Linked DNA regions of Homo sapiens: region 1 is linked to region 2. A link is a contact called in ENCODE Hi-C data. All regions are on one chromosome and are shown on one strand. The core of a region is the stretch at or near the end of the contact, and the rest is flanking DNA. Distances in the headings are between cores, read along the strand shown.

The links. A loop is a pair of places that touch in the nucleus more often than their neighbours do. Pooled maps may share reads with other maps.
Region 1: a map of mammary epithelial cell shows a loop between it and region 2 (3-fold over the local background). The contact joins the promoter of GXYLT1 here to the enhancer-like site in region 2. A Hi-C loop is called at or near these places in 4 of 168 maps with a recorded cell type or tissue (IMR-90, chondrocyte, endothelial cell of umbilical vein and 1 more), 2 of 37 single-sample maps with no recorded cell type and 6 of 50 pooled maps.

The regions. Positions count from the first base shown.
Region 1 is chr12:42,141,198-42,146,222 of GRCh38, reverse strand. GXYLT1 (glucoside xylosyltransferase 1) reads left to right here and starts at 1,349. Exons shown (of 8, transcript NM_173601.2): 1 at 1,349-1,797. The coding sequence starts at 1,577. RefSeq lists an enhancer at 922-991 and silencers at 1,152-1,651, 1,732-1,961.
Region 2 is chr12:43,275,724-43,280,552 of GRCh38, reverse strand. No RefSeq gene overlaps it. Among named protein-coding and RNA genes, the nearest start is that of LINC02461, 120 kb to the right of the region's middle. Within about 2 kb of position 2,777, at least 4 of the 41 ENCODE cell types and tissues checked have a DNase peak (open chromatin) inside an H3K27ac peak, as active enhancers do; they include endothelial cell of umbilical vein, where a contact is called at or near this core.

The DNA.
Region 1 (5,025 bases), core at 100-2,599, 1.1 Mb after region 2:
CCATGAATGTGTGTTCGTGTGTGTGTGTATTTTTAAGTATCCCTTCCCTCACTTTTTGGCACTGGTGCTGCTTTCTGCCTCCAATCTCTCCTCTCTCTGTTTCAGCCTCCACACTACAGCCAGAATCTGCTCTCTAAAATGCAATTGTGATCATGTTACTTCCCTATTTAAAAACCCTTCAATGGTTCACTAATGTCTTGCAGATTAAATTCAAACTCCTTGGTGTGCTAAACAAAGCACTCAAATATCTGGCCCCTTCTACGCGCTTATCGCTCATCATACCCTCTCTTGCATTCACTTAGCTGGTGGTATCAAACTTCTCAACAGTTCCCTACACAAGAGCCTGTTTATTGATCCTTCAGCCTGGAATTACTTCCCTTACCCGACTCAAGACTCTAGCGCCACCTTTGCTATGAAGTCTCTCTTGACCATACTCACAGATAGAACTGATTGTTCCTTTGTGTGTATGCCCACACCCTTACAGGCCTGGATCTTAAGTCTGTTATCACTGCGTTGCGCTTATTTACAAGTATCCGCTGTCCCACCCACGCTCCACTTAGGCCTCTTTATACCCCTAGGTACTCACACAGAGCTTGGCACAAGTGATGCTTTATAAATGGTCAATGAATGAACGTAGTGGAAACACAGAAGAAGAGGGAGAAGAACTGGGGAAGAAAGAAGCTCTGTGGAGAGAATACTAATTGTTTTGCACATGAAAATAATGAGTTGTGAGGGAGGTCAAAAAGGTCAAAGGGAAGAGCCCTGCCTTACAGGAACTCACTGTCTGCTGGGAGGCAAGAGGTAAGGTCCGCATACCAAACACACGAAGCAATGAGCTTATCGGGGTGAAAATGGCTCGTGCACATTATAGTATCACAGAAACTTAGAGGCTGGGGGAGGATGGAGAGGAAACTGGCCTAGTCAAGTGTCTTCTAAGTGTTAGGCGGTTTTCGAGCGTTAAACAGTTTAATCTTTACAACCACCCCATGATGAGGATAGTAGCTCCATTTTAGGGACGAAGAAACATGCTCAGAGAATTTAGGTTGCCCAATGTCACAAACTACCATGTGGAAGGACCATAATTAGAATTTAGGTCAACTGCCTCCAGAGCCCTGAGGCTTTCGCTCCCCCTCTCTCGGCGGTCGAGACCCACAGGGCTCCCATTCACCTGCGCGTCGGCCTGCGCTAGCTATAGCCCTCAGGCGCGCCGCGTTCCGCGCACTCACACCACCCTCTGCGCGCCAGCCCTGCGTCCCTCCCACGCGAACTGCGCCGGCGCGTCCAGCCCTCCCGCCCGGGGGAGGGGCGGGGTTGCGTCGCTGCCGCTGACCCTTGAGCGCGCGGCGGCAGAGGCGGTGTCCAGGCTTCCGGGCGGGTAGTCCTTCGGCTCCGGAGCCGCGACTGCGCTCGCCTAGGTGGTGGGCGGGGAGGGAAGGAAGGGAGCGGGCGCAAGGCGGCGGCGGCGGCTGCGGGTGAGGAACTTGTTGCGCCCGCGGCTGCGCGGTGCCCCTCCCTCCGCTCCAGTTCGTCGGGGCGGGCGCGGCGGCGGCGGCGAAGGAGGAGCGCGGCCGGGGCGATGCGGCGCTACCTGCGCGTCGTGGTGCTGTGTGTGGCCTGCGGCTTCTGCTCGCTCCTTTACGCTTTCAGCCAGCTCGCCGTGTCCCTGGAAGAAGGAACGGGCGGCGGTGGCGGGAAGCCGCAGGCCGCGGTGGCTTCCTGGCTCGCGGGCGGCGGACGCGGCGCCGTGAGAGGCGCCGGCGTCGCGGGCCCCGCAGCGCATCCCGGCGTGTCGGACAGGTACGGGCAGTTCCCGGTGTGGGGGACGCGGCGGGCGCGGGGCGCTGGGCGCGGGCTCGGCCTAGCCCGGGCTGCTCGCCGGTGGGTGCCGCGTCTCCCGCGTCTTTCCTCCTGTCTCTGACCCCTCACTCATTTCCCTCCTTCCCCTCCGGCCGGGGCTAAACCTGCGCTGCTCCCGCCTGAGAGTGTCCTACACTTTCTGTGTTTATCTTTTGACCCAGTCATGCGCCCTTTAAAGCAGTTAGAAATTAATTTTCAACTTTTTAAAAAGAGGGTTCTTTGAAAATAAGAGGTGTCCACAAAAGCCTTACTGCTGCCTGGCTAGTGAGAATTTCCTCTTGTTTCAGTGGAGTTCAAGTTGAGATATTTAAACATGAGGCTGGCGCCCTAGTTCAGTGTTTAAGGATTGTGTGTGTGTGTGTGAGTGTATATGTGTGTGTATTTTGTCCCTCATGCTGATTTTCCTGTGTTAACGCTTACACTTCTAAGTATTAGCCATGGTTAGTTAAATTTGGAAATGGCATTTGTGCGGGTTGTGAAATTTTCTTTTGGAAACACTCAGTTTATTAAGAAACTTAGAGCAAATTAAGAAAAATGAGCGATACTTGGCGTGCTCAAGTCTGTTGTTGGATGGGATGGAGTTACCTTTCTTGACAAATTGGTATTTAAAAAGCGACGTAATGACTTAGGACGTAATCACTGCCAGAGTGGGAATCAACATGAGATTTAAATAGAAAAAAAATGTTTCTGTCAACGCATTATGAATGCTTGAAATCTGAGCGTTTGCACTGCCTTGCAACATGGACACTTCCACCTTATGTATGGGCATCTCTCTGGGAATGACCTGAAGTGCTCCCTACCAAGACTTGGCAAATGCTGCTTTGATATAGAGAAGTATAGGGTTTGTCGGAAGAGGGAGTATAGATCAGTTGTGGGCTGTTGTTTAACATCATTTTGAGAGTCGATGGTCATTCCCAGAATGAAAGGGGAAAGTTTGGGCAGAGGAGCAGCGTGGAAAGCGGACTTGTCATGTTTTTACCCTGAGATTTGATTACAGTCAGGGTAATTCCTACATCAGGACCCTCAGTTGTCTGTCCTGGGAGAAAGCAGTCACTGAAGACTTGAATGAGCTCGTGAAAAATGACAGGTTGAAGCTAAACTGTTTATGGCCTAGTATGTTATTGTGAAGCATTTGCAATTATGGAAAAGGAATTATTTTTATATGGGGTAGAATTGTAAGGAAGCAACATTTTAATTAAATATTGAATGAAATTAGACTGATGTTAACATCACATTTTTAGTGCCTTGGTCTTAGATATTTTATTTTGTGACAGAAATTTACAAATTTTGTTTGCTTGACCAGCTAATTTTAATAAAATTATTTGAAATTTTCGAAAATAGCCTCAGTTTTAATAAACATCCAATATAATCATTACTGAAACGTTAAGTTTTATGTGTCAGGATTGAGTCAACCGAAATACTGTACTTTTTTAGGTCCTTTGAGTAGCATTACTCTTTATTTTAAATGAGGCGTACATCTAAGTTAGAACTATAGGTGTATTTATCTCTCTTTGTAAAAATGTGATGAAGAACAGCATGTCACCACATTTGCGCGCATAAGAAACCATTTGGGCAGGGGAACAACGTGGAAAAGTTGGATTGTGAAGTTTTACTCTATGGTTAGATTAAGATCACGCAAATTACTAAGACCTCAGGACTCTATTTTGTATATCGTCATTTATAACATCTTTATAGAAATGTCATAGAATTAAATCAACTTTTGGCAACGCTCGGTAGCTCACGCCTGTAATCCCAGAATTTGGGGAGGCTGAGTGGGGATGATTGATTGCTGGAGGCCAGGAGTTTGACACCAGCCTCGTCAACAACCCATCTTTACAAAAAATAAAAAAATTAAAAAAAAATTAACTGAATGTGGTGTTTCACACCTGTAATCCCAGCACTTTGGGAGGCTAAGGTGGGAGGATCACTTGAGCCCAGGAGTTCAAGGCTACAGTGAGCTATGATTGCACCAGTGTAATCCAACCTGGGTGACAGAGCAAGATCCTGTCTCAAAAAAAAAAAAAAAAATTAACTTTTTTGGCCACCATGAGATACGGTATAGAAATCCCTAACCTCTTCATGTATAAATCATTTGGCCAAGATCCAAAGCAAATCAGTGTTGGAGGAGGATTAGAAACTGTATCCTTGGAGTGTTATACAAGAGCTCTTTCTGTAAAGAAAGATAAGGGTCTAGTTTAGATAGTGGACTCAGTGGGCAATGGGGCTATGGGGCAAGCCAGCAGCTTCCTCTTTTCAGTAGTACTTAGGTATTATTGCATTTTTGCCTTTTTTGATAACATCTTACTTGAAAGATTATAACTATTTCTCTCTTTTTATTTTAAACACGGGATCTAGGTTTGTACCCAGTAAGTTCCATTGGTCAGATCTTATAAAAACTATTCATGGTATAGAATTTCATGACGACAAAAGACTTGGAGTCCTTGAAGTAAGAACTTTAAAATGAAAGGAACAGTTTTTCAGTGGAATCTCTTATCCGTTAGTGTATTCTGTTTGAAGCCATGATTTTAATAATCAGAAAATACATGGGTCTTGTAGTCAGATAAACCCGTGTTCTCAGTATTCTGGCTCTGGTTGCTGTGAGACTTTGCCTAAATTGTGTCACATGCCTGTGTTTTAATTTCCTCACCTGTAAAATGTAGATAATACTTAAATTTTTTTAGCTTTAGTAGGGTATAATTGATAAATAGAAACTATATGTTTAAGGCATAGAACTTGATAGTTTGACATACATATACATTGAGAAATGATCACAGTTAAGCTAGTTAATATCATCACTTCACATAGGGTTTTTTTTTTTGTGGTGAAAGCACTAAAGATCTACTGTCTTAGCACATTTTAGGTATACTGTACACTTTGTTAACTATAGTCATCAGGCTGTACATTAGATTACCTTACTTAATTTGTAATAGAATTCTTAGTTGTCTTTGATGAAAATTCAGTAAAACTATCTCAAGCAAAACATATTTATAGGCTTATACAGTTTTTGAAATGAAGGAAAAACTGCAGATAGCAGGGCAGCTCAAAGGACCTTAAGGACTGGGGAGTCTTTTCCAGTAAAGACAAAACTTTGTTCATGGGGTTTTTCTGTTCTTGCAGGTTTTATTCTCTAATCTCAAATACAAAATCCTAGGAAAAGGCTGTCATTGG
Region 2 (4,829 bases), core at 1,528-4,027:
TGAAGTATATGAAAAAATCTGGTCTCATACACATATATAGTTGCAAAAGGGAAGAGTATTTGAATAGCCATTTTAGTAGTTGTGAATATTCATCTTTTACGTTACATCAAAATTCAAAAAGTGATAGTTTCTTAAAGATTAGTTGCAATATGAAATCTAAAATCATATTCATGAATGCTTTATAGCAGGGGTCCCCAACCTCTGTGGCTGGTCCGTGGTCTGTTAGGAACCGGGCTGCACAGCAGGAGTTGAGCAGCAGGTGAGCGGGTAAAGCTTCATCTGTATTTATTATATTTCTTTATTTCAGACAGAGTTTCATTTTTTGTGCCTAGGCTGGAGTGCAACGGCACGGTCTCTGCTCACTGCAACCTCCGCCTCCCAGGTTCAAGCAATTCTCCTGCCTCAGCCTCCCAAGTAGCTGGGATTACAGGCACCTGCCACCATGCCAGGCTAATTTTTGTATTTTTAGTAGAGACGGGGTTTCGCCTTGTTGCCCAGCTGGTCTCGAACTCCTGACCTAAGGTGATCTGCCTGCTTCAGCTTCCCAAAGTGTTGGGATTACAGGCGTGAGCCACTGAAAGCTTCATCTGTATTTACAGCCACTACCTCCATTGCTTGCATTACTGCCTGAGCTCTGCCTCTTGTCAGATAAGTGCAGCATTAGATTCTCACTGGAGCACAAACCCTGTTCTGAACTGTACCTGTGAAGGATCTAGGTTTCATGCTTATCATGAGAATCTAATGCCTGATGATCTGAGGTGGAACAGTTTCATCCTAAAGCCATCTCCGCCTACCCCCTGGTCCATGGAGAAATTGTTTTCCATGAAACTGGTCCCTGGTGCCAAAAAGTTTGGGGACTACTGCTTTATAGTCTGTCTAGTTCTGTACATTGGCCTATCTTGCACCTTTAGTGGATTTTTATCTATGCATGATTTTTGTAACATCATGATTTGTTATTTGGAATATATTGGTTCACTCTTTTACATGGTTCTTCCAAATGTACAGTGAAAAATGCCACTGTACACTTACGAGAGAATGAGCTTTTACACACAAATAATGTACTAGCATTATGCCAAAATTATTTGACTCACAGACTCTGTGAAAGTGTCTCAAAGACCCACAGGGACCCATGCTACTAGAGAGCAGCTGCTCTATGGCATCATCATGGCCTTTTTTCTCGACACTATTTAATAAACACTGTTTAAACTCTCTATTGCCCCTTCTACTCTCACAAGTACCTTCATATCACCACTTTGACCTTCTTTTGATTTACCATATACAGGTATTTCTCATTTCAGAAACTTTGTTACTTCTACTTGACTTCTAATAAAGCTTTAGTTTAGATGCTCCTTTTCCCAAGAATCCTACTCTGACTTTCCTTAATTTGGGTTAGGTATCTTGTCTTAGATATTACTCAAATTAATAACTTTTTTTTTTTGAGACGGAGTCTCACTCTGTCGCCCAGGCTGGAGTGCAGTGGTGTGATCTCGGCTCATTGCAACCTCGCCTCCCGGGTTCAAGAAATTCTCCTGCTTCAGCCTCCTGAGTAGCTGGGATTACAGGTGCCCGCCACCACGCCTAGCTAATTTTTGTATTTTTATTAGAGACGGGGTTTCACCATGTTGGTCAGGCTGGTCTCGAACCCCTGACCTTGTGATCCACCCGCCTCGGCCTCCCAAAGTGCTGGGATTACAGGCGTGAACCACCGTGCCCAGCCCTCAAATTAATAACTTATTTATTTGAAATTTCTAAGTAGATTAAAACCTTTAGGGACAAGAACCATAACCATCTCAAAAAGTATTTGACAGATACTATATTCTTCATAAATCTTTTTTTTCATTGTAACAAATATTTCAAAATAATGATATGGAACTGCAGGTAATGAGATGGGTTTCTACTGCATTAAATTCGATTTTTATCGGTCTATATTTGCAGTATTGAAGTAACTCAAGCCTGTTACGTGGAATTTTATCTTTGTAGGCAAAAATAAACTTTCTGCTAAAACTTTCCATTCTTCAAGGGACAGTTCAGGTTTCACTTCCTCTAAAACAACAATAAGTGTTTCTGATCACCTCTGTCTAACAACTATCGCTCATTCTTTTAAACATATGTAGCCCTAAAGTATTCTTATACTGCTCATTTGGCAACTTGCCACGTGTTCTTTATCTTGGAGTGCTGGTTACTTTGGGTCCATGTTTTCCCCACAAGTTCTGAGCTTCTCAAGAGTAGTGACCATGTCCTCTTTACTTTTGGAGCCTCCCTATACATTTCACATTTTCTTGGTACACAGCAGATGTTTAGTAATTGATTTTGATTTATTGGCTTTTTTTGTCATTGGAATCTCAGTCTTCTCTAAAGGACTGTTACGAAATATTTTATTGGTGATTTTTTAATTTGCAGTACAGCCTTTCTTTAAACTTGGATCTGGAGAACCTACATACACAATGAAGCAATTGTACATATAAGAAGAAAAGCACATCCAGTTCAAAGTCTTCTTGGGCACTCCCTGGTTATATTGTACAGGACTGTGACCCCAAATAATACATACTTTTTGAAAACATCTGAATTAGTAAGGAATAGTTAAAAGTGACAGAAACAAAATTTAAAATAACTTAAAAAGGAAATTTATCGGCTCATATAATTGCGAAGTCCATGGGTGGAGATGTTTGTATTTAAGCCTGACTAACTCCAGAAGCTCAAACAATGATATCAGCTTATCCGTCTTGTGGTTCTGTTTGTATTTGTGTTTCTCTTCCTGATGGCATCATTCTCTCATGCCTTAGACAGGATCTCAAAGAAGCTTACTCAGTGCTTGGTGCTTACAGCCTACAATCCACAAGGCAGAGACACATCGTCTCTCCAGCATCCAAATTTGAAATCTTGGTGGAAGCATTCTAACTGGTCCAGCTTAGTTCATGTGATCATCATTTGGACCAATTACTAAAGATAAAATGCTGGAATACCATGATGGGATAACTCTCAGCCCTATATGCACCAGTGTCATTCACAGGCTAGCCATAACCGTATGAGTTGGGTGGGGTGGTGTTGTAAAAGCCTGACAGAAGTTGATGTGCTGGACAGAAAAAGATTCTAGGTATCAACTATGCCTGGGTTCAAAGATTTCTCTGCAATAATATTAAATAGGTACTTGGTTAATGCAAGGAATATGTAAAGTTGGAAACAAAATAAAACATGTATTTGGGTTATTCAGATGGGAAAAACATTGGTTACTTGGAGGGGAATATTGTATTTCCTCTTTTAAAAGTAACTAAATTCTAATTTGGAAGAGAGATGTGTATTTACCATCATATTAGCTGTGGAATGTAGGCAAATTATTTACCCTTTCTGAGTTTCAGTTTCAGATCTAGAGATCAGTAGTTTTTAACTTGGGCTACAAATTAAAATCACTTGGGGGAGCTCTTAAAAGGAGCTCCTATCAGGAGACGCCCAGGCCTCACGCTAGACAACTTAAGTCAGTGTCTGGGATAGGGATTCAACGTGATTACCTTTATAAATCCAAAGGTCATCCTAATGTATTCCCAAAGGTGAGAATCATTTCTCTAAATTCTTTCATTCCTTTGGTATACGATACATGTATTAGTTGTAAACTATGTTATTTATATTTACTGGGTTTGGGGTTGTTTCTGTGTCAACCATGTCTTCTATTTTCTGGGTTCTGATGCTTTGACATCTGGGCCCTTGTTGACTCTGGAAGGACTCCCTGCCAAGGTTGATCAATTCCAAGAGATGGTAAACAATTTGCTCTTGAGCTCTTTTCAAATACCAACCAACCAACTCAGAGCCCATGCCCCAACCACCACCTCCTTTACCAGACTCTTACACTCCAAGACACTATCCACCTGCCCTAATCACCCAAGATCAGGTACCAGAAAACCAAGGACAGCCGACAGCCACTATGTCCTATAGCCACTATGTCCTAAATATGCTAAACTTATTCAAATGATCCAGTCCTAAACCTGCTTACCCTCTTCACCTGTTCTTTCCCAGGAAATCTCAATAATTGCTCTTGCCCACAGTTTCCCCTCCCTCTGCCTCCTGAATGACCGAGGTGTTTCCCCGTGTGGCCCTTTCATAACATGGTCAACCCCCTTTTTCTTTTTTTATCTTTTTCAAATTTTTATTTTACTTTAAGTTCTGGGATACATGTGCAGAACGTGCAGGTTTGTTACATAGGCATACGCATGCCATAGTGGTTTGCTGCACCTATCAACCTGTCATCTAGGTTTTAAGCCCCACATGCATTAGCTCTTTGCCGTGATGCTCTCCCTCCCCTACTCCCCAGCCCTCCAATAGGCCCTGGTGTGTGTTGTTCCCCTCCATGTGACCATGTGTTCTCATTGTTCAATTCCCACTTAGGAGTGAGAACATGCTCAAATTGTATTTCCCGTTCTAGATCCTTGAAGAATCCCCGCACTGTCTTCACAATGGTTGAACTAATTTACCTTCCCACCAACAACGTAAAAGCATTCTTATTTCTCCACAACCTCACCAGCATCTGTTGTCTCTTGACTTTTTAGTAATCGTCATTGTGACTGGTGTAAGATGGTATCTCATTGTGGTTTTGATTTGCATTTCTCTAATGATGTTGAGATTTTTTCCATATGTTTTTTGGTCGCATAAATGTCTTATTTTGAGAAGTGTCTGTTCATATCCTTTGCCCACTTTTTCATGGGGTTGTTTTACTCTTGTAAATTTAAGTTCCTTGTAGATTCTGGATATTAAAATTTTGTCAGATAGTTAGATTGCAAAAATGTTCTCTCATTTTGTAGGTTGCCTGTTCATTCTGATGATAGTTTATTTTGCTGTGC